Linked DNA regions of Homo sapiens: region 2 is linked to region 1. The links are chromatin loops, found by intact Hi-C in ENCODE. Cell type or tissue: HepG2. All regions are shown on one strand. Links, peaks and the distances in the headings refer to the core of each region. The heading gives the core; the rest is flanking DNA. Region 1 overlaps PYGL (glycogen phosphorylase L). Region 2 holds the start of ABHD12B (abhydrolase domain containing 12B).

Region 1 (7,504 bases), core at 1,196-6,195:
TATTGTGTACATTTTGTTTGAGAACAGATAAGGAAGCCAACCTGCACCAGATAATGTCGATTATTGTCCCCACACTGCCTTTTCTAAGGGAAGCTGTCTCTATCCTCCCCTAAGACTCACCCCACTGGAAAAGACAGTCCCAGGAGAGTATAACTTATATGTGTCCCATTCCCTTCCAGCAACTGACTGACAAGATATTCTGTGGCCAGCTCTGTTTCTTCCTGGCTAATGGAATTCCACTGTTGTTCAGATATTAGGTGATCATATGCTTCAGGGAGGCTGAACCAGGAAGTGAATCTTGCTGGATTGGTCTAATCTGCTAAGCCAATCATAGCAATTGTATTTCCTTCTCCGTGGGCATACAATGACATTCAATCAGATGAGTGGTGCTAGAAAGTCTGTTGGGTATAGGAGAATTCTGGGAAAGATTTTCCTTGCTGCCACTGTCTTTTTTCCATGAGGGGAAAGACAAAAGGACCAGAGACCTGGAGTCCTGCTATACTCCTGCTGCTGAATAAACCAGTCTTGGAATGGCCTTACCTCTGGAGTTCTTGTTATATGATAACACATGTCCTTTTTGATTGAAGCATTTTTGCTAGGTTTTCTGTTATTTAATGACAGGGCATCTGATCCAGAACAGTTAACCAACAGGCTGGGTAAGGATCTGTCTTGTGGCTGGATGAAAACTAAGGTGTTACACTAATCAGATTGTCCCTCCCAGGAATTTAAGCTGAGAAATATACACAGAATGAGGAAGTGTACAGTAGGAATTAAAACTGACAAGAATATTAAAAGCTGTAGATCAAACAGAAAGGGATTGAATGAGGTTGGTGGTACAGCCCTTAAAACAGAGATCCACAAACACAAATGGCCTAGGCTTTCAAGTTTTTCTTACATCGCCAATCCCTGTGCTCACATATGGCCTGGCTCTGCTCCCATTCCTGTTCTCTTTGAGCTGTGGCTCTTCGGCTTTTCCTGAGTCCTGATCAGATTATCTTTAGAGGGGGTCCCAACTTAGATGAGATCATCTAATGAGAATTCTCAGCTTCATCAGCCTCTTCACTCTGACTTCATCAGTCAACTCAAGGAGCGATGTCATGAATGTCAGACACAGAGTTAACCTAGCTAACAAAGACTGAGGGCTCGGGCTTCACATAAAAGGTAGGCAGGCTGGTTCTTATTCTCAGATGTGCATCAGCACTGCTGGCCTTCCTGCAGCCCCATAGAAAGCCTACTAAATTGTCTGATAATTAACTTCACAGGAAGGTGGCAAGTATCCCACAGGCATTGTTTTATTTTGTTTTGTTCATTATTAATGACAATGTTAAAGCACACTGTGACTAATGTACTAAGGATGAAAAAAATGAAACAGATGCAAATGGCTTTCTAGTAACTTGGGTGTATGCAAAATCAGAAGATTTTTGAACAATTTCTAAAAGAGAGGAGATAATTATTTTTCATAGAATACAATCTGATACATGTGTGGTAGTACATTTTTATTATTAAATTTAAATTTCACAAATAATACATTAATGCATCTTCCTTAAAAATATTAAAAGTTACAGACAAAAAAATTTATTATGCCAGCATCCCCTTTGATCGCTATCCCAGTTCTGCACTCCTCCCTACAGGGGGTCGTAGGGAACAGTTTCGTATTTAAAATTCCAGACCTTTTTTTCTACATATTCACATTATATACATATGTACACACACACATATATACACACACACACACATATATGTCTGGAATATATATCTTCCAGATCTTTTTCCTATATATTTACACACACACAGACACATACATATATATTCACAGAAAATATTTAATTTTTAAAAAACAAATGGTATCACACTGTATGGCTTTAATGCAATTTGATTTCGCTTTTAATTTGGAGATCTAGCTAGGAAAGTACATCTAGGTCAATTTTGTTCTTCAACAATCAGTGTAGTACTTTTATAAACTACACTGTAACAATTATTTTCCCCACATGTCTTCTTATGTGTGTGCTTCTTTAGGGTAGATATCAAGTGGAATTACTTGGTTATAGAGATGTGTATTTTCTAAACTAATGGAGCTGGTATTGTATTTTTAGTGCTTTCCTATATATTTGATGAAAAATTATTCCCTGAAAAAAGCAAAGAACTCAAATTGTATCCACACACAAAAAGGACATTATTAACAAAATCATACCAATAATATTAGTGTATCATTGCCCACTAGTCAATCAAGCAGTCAAGTGCACAAGGCAAGACAATGGTTGACCAACTGGGGTCATGCCTCTGACCTGGAGTCTACCACTGAAAAAATAAAATAAAATAAAACAACAGCAACTTAACTTAGGTCATGCCACACAAGGATGTGAATTGAGAAGCTTTGAACAAATAATAGTGAAGTAAAGACACTACTTTTGACCTAGACGTACTTTACTGGATAGATCTCCAAACTAAAAAAGAAATCACATTGTATTAAAGCCATACAGTGTGATACCATTTATTTTTTAAAAAATTAAATATTTTCTATGAATATATATATGTGTATGTGTGTGTGTAAATATGTAGAAAAAAGGTCTGGAAGATATATATTCCAGACATTTACATGTGTGTGTATGTGTGTGTATATATATATATGTGTGTGTGTGTTTGTGTGTACATATGTATATAATGTGAATGAATATGCAGAAAAAAGGTCTGGAATTCTAAATACTAAACTGTTCCCTATGACCCCCTATAGGGAGGAGCACAGAACTGGGGTAGTGATCAAAGGGGGTGCTAGCATAATAAATTTTTTAGTGTGTTAACATTTAACATACTCTTAAGTGCATAGGAAGGATCTGGTTAACTGAGTTTTAAGCAGTGTCTCTTTTGTTCAAGTTCCCATCTCTACTATTTGTCTAGAATTGATCAAACCAAAGTGCAAACTCAAGAACAAATACATCTACAACCAGGTCATACCTTGCGCTTCTTCTAGGAAGCCTGCCTGGTTCTTGCAAGCATGGTCATGCATGGCATCTGAGATGTCTTCAATCGGCCAGACAATATAATACACTCACAATGTCACTTACCAGCAAGTCTCCCAAGACCACCATTGCCAAGTCCAGCATCTTCTTCAATTTCTTCTAACTCTTCTATATCCAATCCAAGCTGGTAATGAAAGGAAAACAATATTGGAAGCAGATAAAAATTCAGGCCATTCAGAGGGACAGCCATTTCCTACAGCTCTGGGTAAAGGTATTCAGGTTTAGCTGTGTACCTAATCTAGCGTCAGCTCCCTTGCAGCTTGTTCTGGCATCAGGTACTGACTGCAGAGGCAAACTGTATGAGATGGTGCAGCTGCAGCATGGAGAAAAGTGTAAGCTCTAAAAGTCCATTATTGACTCTGTTACTTCTTACATGACCCTGGGCAAGCTACTAACTCTATGCCTCAATTTTCCTATTTAAAAAAGTGGAGGCTAACAGTACCTACCTCACTGATGATTGCCGTGAATTAAATGAGATTATACAAACAAAGCATTTAGAACTATTCTTGGGCAGATATCCCTCAATAAATGTTAGCTATTATCATTAAAAAAAATTGTGTGTGTGTGTGTACAGTAGGGTTAAAACCTCAGAAACAGTCCAGTACCAAGCTGATATTAATTGGACTGAGGGATTTTGAAAATGACCGAAAGGTCTCAGGGTCAGACGTTCCAGAATGGACTAAAGTTCATCTTTTCATGACCACAGCATATTTACTCAGTAGGGTCAAAAGTTGTCAACTCAAAACCAGTTAGTGGGTTACTGCCCTGGAGACCTGGGTCCTGACAGCAGGCAGGGAAACTGCAGTCCTGCAATCCAGCTGGATGGGGTAAAATCCTTTACTTTTCCCTGGGGTGGATAAGAAGCTGTGGGAAGCCAAATAGCATCTGTGAACTTGGGCACGGATGGGACTGATTGCCAGCTAGCTCCCTGCCCCAAAGTGCTGGGGATCACACAGCAGAGTCCACAGCACCACTGGGCACCCATGACAGAGCTCTGCAGCCCTGGAGATCACATTGGATTGCTCATTTTACGATGAAAGAATTGTTGGTCAGGCAAATGACTTGTTCCATCCTGACTAGATGCTAATCTAGCCCAGGCATGGCTAAAGGTGGCCTACTGTGAAACAACTGGGTTCTTATCTGAAGTTAGGCAACCCATGAAACTGGGTATTTTTTTTAAATGGAAAAATAATTTGCACATTTGAAGACATATGTGGAAGATGCACCAGTGCTTGAAGTTGTGCCCCCGTTTCCATGGCACCTGTTTGGATTCCTACCTGTCACACAGGTCTTGACAACTGTATCTTACGAGTTCAACCTTGGTTATGCTTCTGTTCAGTGTTAAAGGGCCTTTCAAATTTGCTCTCTGCAGATTAGAGCTTACTAGGTTCCTGGTGTAAGCCAACTGCTGGTGCTAACACTCAGAATTTTTAAATTCTAAAAACGTAAGTCTAAAGCATGATATAGGCTGGCACGGTGACTCACACTTGTAATTCCAGCATTTTGGGAGGCCAAGGTGGGTGGATCACCTGAGGTCAGGAGTTCGAGACCAGCTTGGCCAAAATGGCGAAACCCCATCTCTACTAAAAATACAGAAATGAGCTGGGCAAGGTGGTGCATGCCTGTAATCCCAGCTACTCAGGAGGCTGAGGCTGGGAGGTGGAGATTGCAGGGAGCTGAGATCGTGCCACTGCACTCCAGCCTGCGTAACAGGACGAGACTCCGTCTCAAAAAAAAAAAAAAGTATGATATAAATTTTGAGCAAGTAGACATGGATCACATCACCCTGCCTGGCTATAGGCTACTCCAAGGGAGAGATGTTATTTTCAGCTGATATTAGGGGAAGGAGAGGGAAGGGACATGGAGAGGACCTGCAGGGGTTCTTTCACAGGAAATACTCCACCTAACCCACATGTATGTGAGTTAGCTATGACCTGGTTGTAGACGTATTTGTTCTTGAGCGAAGGACACATGAGGGGACAATCCCATGGCAAAGGAAATGAAAAGTTTGAACAGTCTCTCATTTAGAATGTGTCTTTGCAAATACACATTTCTCCTTTCAACCACATCAAAAAGGTTAAGGGCTACCTGTTTTGGGTATGAAGGTGCCTGAAGCTCAGGAAAGAAAAAGTTAAATATATTCATGAAAACAACTTAGCACATTAGGGTTAAGACTTCAAGCTTCTCCTTTAAGGAGGAAGTGTATTTTACATCTCATTAAGCAACAGAGAAAGTATGACAACAGAATTTTTAAAGCTGATCATTTTCACAAATTGCCTTGATACATGAATAACAAAGTTTGATCATTTCTTAAAAATGAGATAGAAGCCCAAAGTAAAGATTGTGATTCTGATAGCAGAAGACTCAAGTACTTTTAAAAGGCTTGTTCAGACACTAATTTCTGAAATGTAATCTGTGAGGAATGCTGTCAAAGACTTTGATTGCAAAAGAAAATTCTCATGAGTCATAACGAGTTATCTAACTTTTTCTGGTTGTTCCTCTTAAATGAGAGATTACCAGTGATGTATATTTCTAAAAGTTTGTAATAGCCACATCTATAGAGGCGATTTTTCACTCTTATTTTACTTTATTTTTTTGTGCAATGTCCCCAAGTTTCCTGAAGTGCACATGAAATTTAAAGAGACAGGATGAGAGAAATCTAGGAACAATGTACCTGGTAAATGGCCTCATCACAGGCATTTTGCAGACCGAGGTTGATCATGGTGTTCTGTAATGTTCGGCCCATGTAAAATTCCAGAGAGAGGTAATATACCCTCTGAAATAAAGAAAAGAGAGATAATGTTTCCCCCAAGAGATCAACCTCACTTAACATAAAAACACAAGGTCATGTGTTAGGTCACCAATAAGAAACAAACAGGCAGGACTATGTCACCACAGGTTCGAATGAGACTCCCGTCAGAGGTGTTTGAACCAAAGTGACTCCATCTTGAATAGGAGCTGGGTAAAATAAGGCTGAGACCTACTGGGCTGCATTCTCAGAACGTTTGGCATTCTAAGTCACAGGATGAAATAGGAGGTCTGCACAAGATACAGGTCACAGAAACCTTGCTGATAAAAGGTTTTCTTTGCCTCCTTTTTAATGATTCCAAATTAGCATGGACTTAAGATATTTAAAAATATTTCAAAATCTTTTCTTTTTTTATTTTAAAGACAAAGTCTTGCTCTGTCACCAGGCTGAAGTGCAATGGTCCAATATCAGCTCACTGCAACCTCTACCTCCTGGGTTCAAGAGATTGTCCTGCCTCAGCCTCCTGAGGAGCTGGGACTACAGGCATGCGCCACCATGCCCAGCTAATTTTTCTATTTTTAGTAGAGATGGGGTTTACTCCATGTTGGTCAGGCTGGTCTCGAACTCCTGACCTCAGGTGATCCGCCCACCTCGGCCTCCCAAAGTGCTGAGATTAGAGGCGCGAGCCACTGCGCCCGGCCCCTTTACTTTCTTAATAAACTTGCTTTCACTTTACTCTATGAATTTGCCTCAAATTCTTGTGCGAGATCCAAGAACCCTCTCTTGGAGTCTGGGATGGTGACTCCTTTCTGCTAACACTCCTATAGAGATGTATGAAGGACTAAATAAAAGTGTTACTGACAACAGGTTTTGGCAAAGCACTATTTTTGGCGAAGTAATTCAGTATTTTTTACCCCCGGGGAGAAAAAAAGCAAACTCATCTAAGTAGATTCAATGTTTTGTGTTTTTTCCCTCTCCTGATCATGAACCTCATGAATAAAGCATAGGTTTTGGACAAACAGAAGTCAGACGGCCATAGCTCACCATTCATTAATAAAATATTTATAGGGCACCTTGGTGGGTGCCGGTAAGCTGAGTTGGCTATGACTATCTCAAGTCATCCAAGAAACACAAAGATTAACTCCCACACACCGCATGGGTAGAAAATATTCCTCCTTGGCTGATTACTGTAAGAAATTTTACAGTTTAATTAATTAATTAATTTATTTATTTATTGATGGATTGATTGAGACACAGTCTCCCTCTGTCGGCCAGGCTGGAGTGCAGTGGCGCAATCTCAGCTCACTGCAACCTCTGTCTCCTAGTTCAAGCAATTCTCCTTCAGCCTCCTGAGTAGCTGAGACTACAGGCGCCTGCCACCATGCCCAGCTAATTTTTGTATTTTTAGTAGAAACAAGGTTTTGCCATGTTGGCCAGCCTGGTCTTGAACTCCTAACCTCAGGTGATCTGCCTGCCTTGGCCTCCCAAAGTGCTGGGATTACAGGCGTGAGCCAAGCGCCCGGCCTACAATTAATTTTAGAATCAAATTTTTCTATAAAGTCTATTTACTGGCAAGTTCCTTATGAACAAGAAGACTACCTAAGGTTTATTGGTGTTTGTTCTTATTGAAATTGGAAATTTCTCTATTGACTTAGACATTATTTGCCTTTGACATGGTAAAAGTCAGGCAAATATCATCAGAGTTGAAGGTGAGAGGTACAAAGTTCAGACCTGCTGA
Region 2 (6,872 bases), core at 672-5,671, 61 kb before region 1:
GGGCCGCGTCTCCCCCGCCGTACCAGCCTGCCTGACCGCGCGGAGGAGGAGGGCGGGCGCGGTGCCGCCGGGGCGGGAAGGTCGCGGGCGGCTGCTCCGGACTGCAGCTCCCGCGGCGGTGGCGGCGTATCGGGACACGGCGCGGGATGGACGCGCAGGACTGCCAGGCGGCCGCATCGCCCGAGCCGCCCGGGCCCCCAGCCCGTAGCTGCGTGGCCGCCTGGTGGGACATGGTCGACCGCAACCTGCGGTGAGTACCGCCCGGTCCACCCCTGGCCGGGCCCCGACGGCTCAGGCTGCGCGGGGATGGGGCAGGGGGCCAGGGCGCGGCCGAGGCCGCAATCCCCTCTGCTGGCCCGGGCCCAAGGCCCAGCATTGTGGCTTCCGGGGGACCTCGGCGGCCCCCTGAGAACTCTAGGGCTCTTTGGTTGCCCTTGCTATCCTCAGCCTCAATCCCAACCTGGACCAGCGAGACTCTCAGGTTTGGTATTTCAGGAAGTTATAACTTTTGGGGGCTTCTGAAATACAGATGCCAGGGAGATGGTTGAATTCCTACACCAATCTCTATTATCTGACCATTTTGCTAACATACAAGATGGATCTGAATGACATTAGTAATAGTGACAATAGTAATATATGTTGTAATCTTGGACGGGATCCTCTTAGGTCAAGGGCCTATCTGTGTAGGTGGAAAAGAATCAGAAAATCCGTGCCTAGTTCCCTGAGTGTGAACTCCCTGGCATGTATTTAAAGAAAACACCTCCAGTATGCTAAAGATGTACATAGTGTGTTGAAACCATAACTTGGCATTACCTGTGCCAAGTTCTTATGTTGTTTAAGTCTGAAATGTATCAGTGGGTGTTTCGGGTTTTGTTTCTGTTTTCTTCCTCCCATGGATCCTCGGTTTAAACAGTAATCTTAAATTACCTGAATCCACCTGCAACATATTGTCAGTCTTGTTTGCACTGAAGCCAGGTATTGGTTGGAGATCGTGGACCCAGGACACGTGGGTATTTCATTTAGTTTTGTTGGTGTGGGAAGGTATTGGCATTTTTACTTCCCTCTTTCTATTCCTTTTGTTTAATTTGTGCTGATTAGAAAATATCCAAAAATTACATCCAGACACAGGAGACCTCACTTTGGAGTGCCCAGAGTGATGATGACAAACGGGGATCTTTTCTCTCTCTCTCTCTCTTTTTTTTTTCTTTTTTGAGACAAGGGTTTCACTCTGTTGCCCAGGCTGGAGTGCAGTGGCACAATCTTGGCTCATTCCCAGGGCTCCAGCGATCCTCCCGTCTCAGCCTCCCCAGTAGCTGGGACTACAGGCACCTGCCACCACACTGAGCTGATTTTTGTATTTTGTGTAGATATGGGTTTTCACTACATTGTTCAGGTTGGTCTCAAACTCCTGGAGCTCACAGATTCCACCTGCCTTGGCACCCCAAAGTGTTGGGATTACAGGTGTGAGCCACTGCACCTGGTCTCTTTTCTCTTCTATTCCTTTTTATTCTCATTGCAGACAGCAGAGTGCTGGCAGCTCTGCAGGGGCCCAGTCACCTAGAACCCATGCCTCCCAGCTCTGGGTTGGATCTGAACACGTGGCAGAATGTCCTGATTGCACTTGTCAAACTGCATATTAACAGGACTTCTCTCCCAGATGTGGTGATTCTGGGAACGTTGACATCTAATGTTTTTCACTTTGATGGTCTCTGTGGAATTGATGGCTGATTATTTAACATTTATTTGGCAGTAAAGGGCATTTATTAGGCAGAGAATCAAAGTTGCACATCATACTCATAGAGAATAACCCACTTTGTTGATAATGGAGTGGGAGATAGGGAGTTGGGGACCATCTATTACTTGCCTTACTAATTAGTGAAAAAAGTCTCAAGAGACACTTCCTGAAAGAACAAAATACTAGCGTATGTCTTCATCTGAGCAGAAGATTATTGGCTACCATAAGATGTGCTGAGGCTGAGGCCCAGACCCATTTCCACTATCCCAAGTCCTCTTTGATTCTTGGAGCCGGGTTCACTTAGGTGAGCAAACCTTCATGGAGGGCTTGCCATGCCCCTGGCCCTGATCATGGCACTGGAACTAGTGGGATGTGTTGTGAGACCCAAGAACATTTCATCATATGATTTTTTCAGTGGCTATTTTTTAATGCCTTGGGAATCTAGTTATTTATTTTACAAAAATTTTTATCAAATCCAGTTGCTGCTTAAGGTGGGTGGGCCAAGGAGAGTAAGTCTCCACTTTACAACTGGTTTTCTTTAAATTAGAAAAATGAGGCCAGGCATTGTGGCTCACATCTGTAATCCCAGCACTTTGGGAAGCCAAGGCGGGCAGATCATGAGGTCAGGAGATGGAGACCATCCTGGCTAACACAGTGAAACCCTGTCTCTACTAAAAATACAAAAAATTAGCCAGGCGTGGTGGCACATGCCCGTAGTCCCAGCTACTCCGGAGGCTGAGGCAGGAGAATTGCTTGAACCTGGGAGGCGGAGGTTGGAGTGAGCCGAGATCGCACCACTGCACTCCAGCCTGGGTGACAGAGCGAGACTCCGTCTCAAAAAAAAATAATAATAAAAAAAGAAAAATGGAAAATGTGCTCCAGAAGGAAGTTGGGGGAAACCAAAGGTTTATTTTCCTCCTCATTTCCCCCATTCCACCCCAAGTCATTACAATCCTAGATAGTGCTCAGAAAATGTGCAGGAGTAGGCTGATAAATGTGTTCATTCTTTCCACAGCGTTGGTTCTTTATTATCTATTGGATAGTATTCTAGTCTTGGTCACACAGCAGTAAATAAAACAGACAAAATCCTTGCTCTGTGGAGCACACATTGATTCATTTGCAATTGTAAGTAAAAAAAAGAAAATGAAGTCCTTCCTCTTTCCTCTGAAGCTACCAATAAATGTTGCTTCCTTCTCCCTTACAAAATAAATGCACTCTCTTTCTATTTTCAACCTATGCGTCAATATTTACTGAGCTCAGCCCTGGGCTAGACAGAGGGAAATGTAAAGGAAGCATTCTATGCCATGTTGTTCTTGTTGTCTGTGGCCTGATAGAGTGGAGAAGACAGGGCTAATAATGGGAAAGCCATCACAGAACAATTCAAGGCCAGCTGAGGCCCCGTTATTATTTGTGGGAGGAAAGACAAGAGAGGAGAGGTCACCATGGAATGATCTCTCCAGGAGACTTTGACAAAAAAGAGATACTTCCATGGGTGTGAAGGAAGAGGGGATTTGGTTGGGAGGATGTCTCCCGGTGCTTGGTGACAAACACATGTCGACTGAGTGAATTGGCACACAGGTTGAAGGTACCTGTCTTAATATTTGAAATAGTAAATGTAGTTAGATTTGGGCTTCCCAAAGTTGGTTTGCAGAAACCTCTGAGCATGAGTGATTCACCCTGTAGCAGCTCAGACTCCACCAGCTTTCACCAGTAAGAATCATCCAGTTAGGTTCTGAGTCCCCTGTGGGACGCTGTGTGGTTACAGCTGCAGCTGATCAAAGGGCAAGTGAAAGAACACCAAAGCACCAAGGTGGCCGTTTGATGTGGCTGGCCGTTAGCGGGGATTGGGCTGAAACTGCATCCTCTGCTCAAATAAGGTCTATTAGCCACTGGTGACTTTTGATCCCTTACTGATCTAGGGGAAGTCAAATTGACAACCCCTTAGTTAAAAGAAGCTGCTTTGCATTATTGATGCTCTGAGGATCTGGTCACTCTGTTCTCTTCCCGCAGTGCATCTCAGAAAAGTGCCTCGAGCTATTTGAGAGAAGGACTGTGTATGAATTATTCCTTAAAAAACAGACACACATTTCCCTCTACTGCCTCTGCTTCCCAAGCAGACCTTCAAAACATAGCTTAGCGGGAGACTACCCTGCCTACCTTCAAAAGACAGCTTAGCTGGAGACTAACAGGCAGGGTGGAGGTGAGTGAGGGGAGCTTAGAAGGAAGCCAGCAGGAGCCAGCAGCTGGAAGGAGGCACAGTTCAGCCTTGGGTTCAGTTCTGTCCATTTGGGCTTGATCTGTGGCTCAAAGTGGCTTCTCTGGGTTTTGATTTCTTATCTCTAAAATCAGAACAACAATGTCCTCTCCTTCCTGCCGCCTTCATGGCAGGGGTGGTGGGGTGCTATTTTAAAGTATTATGAAACAATCATTTTCATTTCTTTCTTGCTGATTTTATGAGTAGGCAATTGCCAGCGTATGATGTATTCAAAAATCTATCCATTACCCTTAGCCCACATATCTTTTCCACTTCTTGCAGAACTGCTGGAAATTCATCAGAGATTCATTATCTTCTCTCTTCGTGCCTCTTCCAAACACATATAAGTGCTCTGATTTTTAAGTCATTAACACTTCAGGGGGAATTAATTTTTTTAGAGGTCTTTCTTTGATGACTTTGTTATCAGAGGGCTCCTGAGAATACAGGAGCAGGAAGGAGGAAAGAAGAAAGGACGGGACCCTGCTGAGAGGGCTAAGGTGCAGAAGGAGATCTTAAAACAAGATTGTCTATGAGCAGAATTTTGCCAGAGGCCAGCTTTGTTCCTGGGGTTCATTTCTGCTTACATGGATGTCACCAAGACTGTGACATCCTGGAGATCATTATAAGACTATGGGATCAGACAGACCTGGGTATGTGTGGCTCTGCCATTCATTGACTTGTGACCTTGGAAAGATTACTTAACTTTCCAGTCTCATTTGCAAAGCAAAGGTAATAATTATCTTCCAAAAATGCCTCTGGTCTAGCATAGAAATCAGGGCAGGGGAGACAATTTATCAAAAATGCTTTCCAGCCCCTCAACCTTACCATTTGATTATATTAAACAGTTTTAACAATGATCTCTTACAACATGGAAAGGGACTTACTTAATGGATAATGTGGGCAAAAACTGGAAGCAGGAGGTGATGACATTGACCTCCTGTATCCCTCACCTCTCTAAGACCCTCACAAGAGAGGTGGCTTGAGACAGAGGTGTCCTTAGTGACCCCTCATGGACAAATCGTCACTTGTGTGCTGACAGCTCCTGATTGGGTGGTTTGTGTCACAGGGAACAATAGCGTAGGCAAGATGTGCATGCGCCCATCCCACTCCCTGACCAGGCTCCAGCCCTGTGCCTCATGGGTCCATCTCTTCCAGGGATCTCATCTCAGAAGTGGGGTCTCCTAACACTGGCTCATTTCTTCCTAAGATAAGTCCAGAATATAGAGGATCTAGGGATTATTCCCTCACTGCCTGAGACTAATGATAAGAATAGCTAACACATATAGTGCAGAATTGTGATATAATTAAAAACTGCAGCAACTGTTAAACTGTCTGAATCCTGTTTACTGGTGACTTTGGGGTCCAGCCTCAGCCTTCTATGGGGCTACAGTAAGGGACCAAACCTGGCTGTGGTGCGAACATATCCCTTCCCTTCCTGTCCCTGCCATGTCCTGGCTTTTTCAGCTACTGGTTGGGGCCCTGCCCTATTACTTTCCTTACCTGGTTTCCCCTTAGTCCCAGTCTTGGCCTGCCGTGTAGATAATTCCTTGTCATTGTGTAAAAGATTTTGCTTAAATGCCATCTGACCCAGAATTCCCAGTGTTAGTCTCTGAAATTTGGGGGCGGATCACCTGAGGTCAGGAGTTCGAGACCAGCCTGGCCAACATGGTGAAACCCTGTCTCTACTAAAAATACAAAAATTAGCCAGGCATGGTGGTGGGTGCCTGTAATGCCAGCTACTTGGGAGGCTCAGGCAGGAGAATTGCTTGATCCCGGGAGGCAGAGGTTGCAGTGAGCTGAGAACATGCCATTGCACTCCAGCCTGGGCAACAAGAGCAGAACTCTGTCCAAAAAAAAACAAAGAAAAAGAAAAAAACAAACCAAGACAAATGGATTAATTTCGAAAACCTTGTGTGTTTCCCAATACCTTGCAGATATTTTCCACACTCCTGTTCAATGCTCGGAAGAAAAATTGCTGCTCTGTATGACAGCTTTACTAGTAAATCCTTAAAAGAACACGTTTTCCTTCCTCTGATAGACATGCTAATTTATTTTAATTTTTGTAAGTATGGACCTTCCATAAATTTTCCTATATAATTTTTCCCAAATAAAGACCTCAGTACCCTTAAAGTTGTGACGTAGTGAAAAGACATGTCAGCTGTAAAATTGTGGTTAGACTGAAATGGTCTGAAACTTATTTAATATTGACTTTGAAGTCTAGCAGGAATCCTTGCAAACTGTTGGGAGTAAAGAGAGATGCATGGCCTTGTGGGTGGGGGTTCCATTCACAGTCCTTCTAGTTCTTACCTGCTTGCCTCCTGGTAAGCAGGTAGTTCTGGACATTTCTTGCCTTTTGGCTGATGATTAGGTTTCACCGAAGTAGCAGAATACTTATTATTTTCTTCTAGGCCTTTTTACCTTCTTAGGGGAATGGTCTCCACTGCTTTTAAAAAGCTGGAGACAAGGATAAGGATTGAATAACTCTGTTTCTCTATTATGAGCCATGACACTGATGCTATTTTAAAATCTAGCTTTTAGGTTTTTGTTTTTTGCCCCTCCTCTGCAGGCTAGTCCTAGCTGATAAAATAAAATACTCTGCTAGGAGTTTAGTGTAGTAGCTTGCAACTTAGAAGCCTGTTAACCTGTGTAGGCTAATTCCTTTCTTTGATTGTGATTAAAAGGCATGGAATTTGATTCTTGAAGTTGATAATGATTTTTACTTTCCAGTCAAAGCCCCATTTCTTGTGGATTTAAAGAAACCAGAGTTAAAGATTCCTCACACAGTGAACTTCTACCTGAGAGTTGAACCTGGGGTGATGCTAGGGATCTGGTGAGTGCACGGATGGGACACCGGGTTGCTTGATGGGGCAGGTGTTCCTGTTA

The links. A loop is a pair of places that touch in the nucleus more often than their neighbours do. Peaks named below come from ENCODE experiments on the same cell type or tissue, not always from the same donor. Only the 100,000 strongest peaks of a DNase experiment are listed, where the experiment ranks them.
Region 2: a loop joins it to region 1, with 8 times the contacts of the local background. A loop is called at or near these places in 2 of 110 quality-filtered maps.

The regions. Positions count from the first base shown.
Region 1 is chr14:50,932,045-50,939,548 of GRCh38, forward strand. It overlaps PYGL (glycogen phosphorylase L), which reads right to left. Exons shown (of 20, transcript NM_002863.5): 2 at 5,692-5,793; 3 at 3,063-3,141. Among named protein-coding and RNA genes, the nearest start is that of PYGL, 8.7 kb to the right of the region's middle. In HepG2, for the core only: no CTCF peak of the experiment used is centred there; a DNase peak (open chromatin) is centred at 3,737.
Region 2 is chr14:50,872,029-50,878,900 of GRCh38, forward strand. ABHD12B (abhydrolase domain containing 12B) reads left to right here and starts at 25. Exons shown (of 13, transcript NM_001206673.2): 1 at 25-250; 2 at 5,924-6,051; 3 at 6,717-6,819. The coding sequence starts at 147. RefSeq lists a silencer at 3,508-3,557. In HepG2, for the core only: no CTCF peak of the experiment used is centred there; DNase peaks (open chromatin) are centred at 3,013, 3,533 and 4,668; H3K4me3 peaks cover 1,503 bases.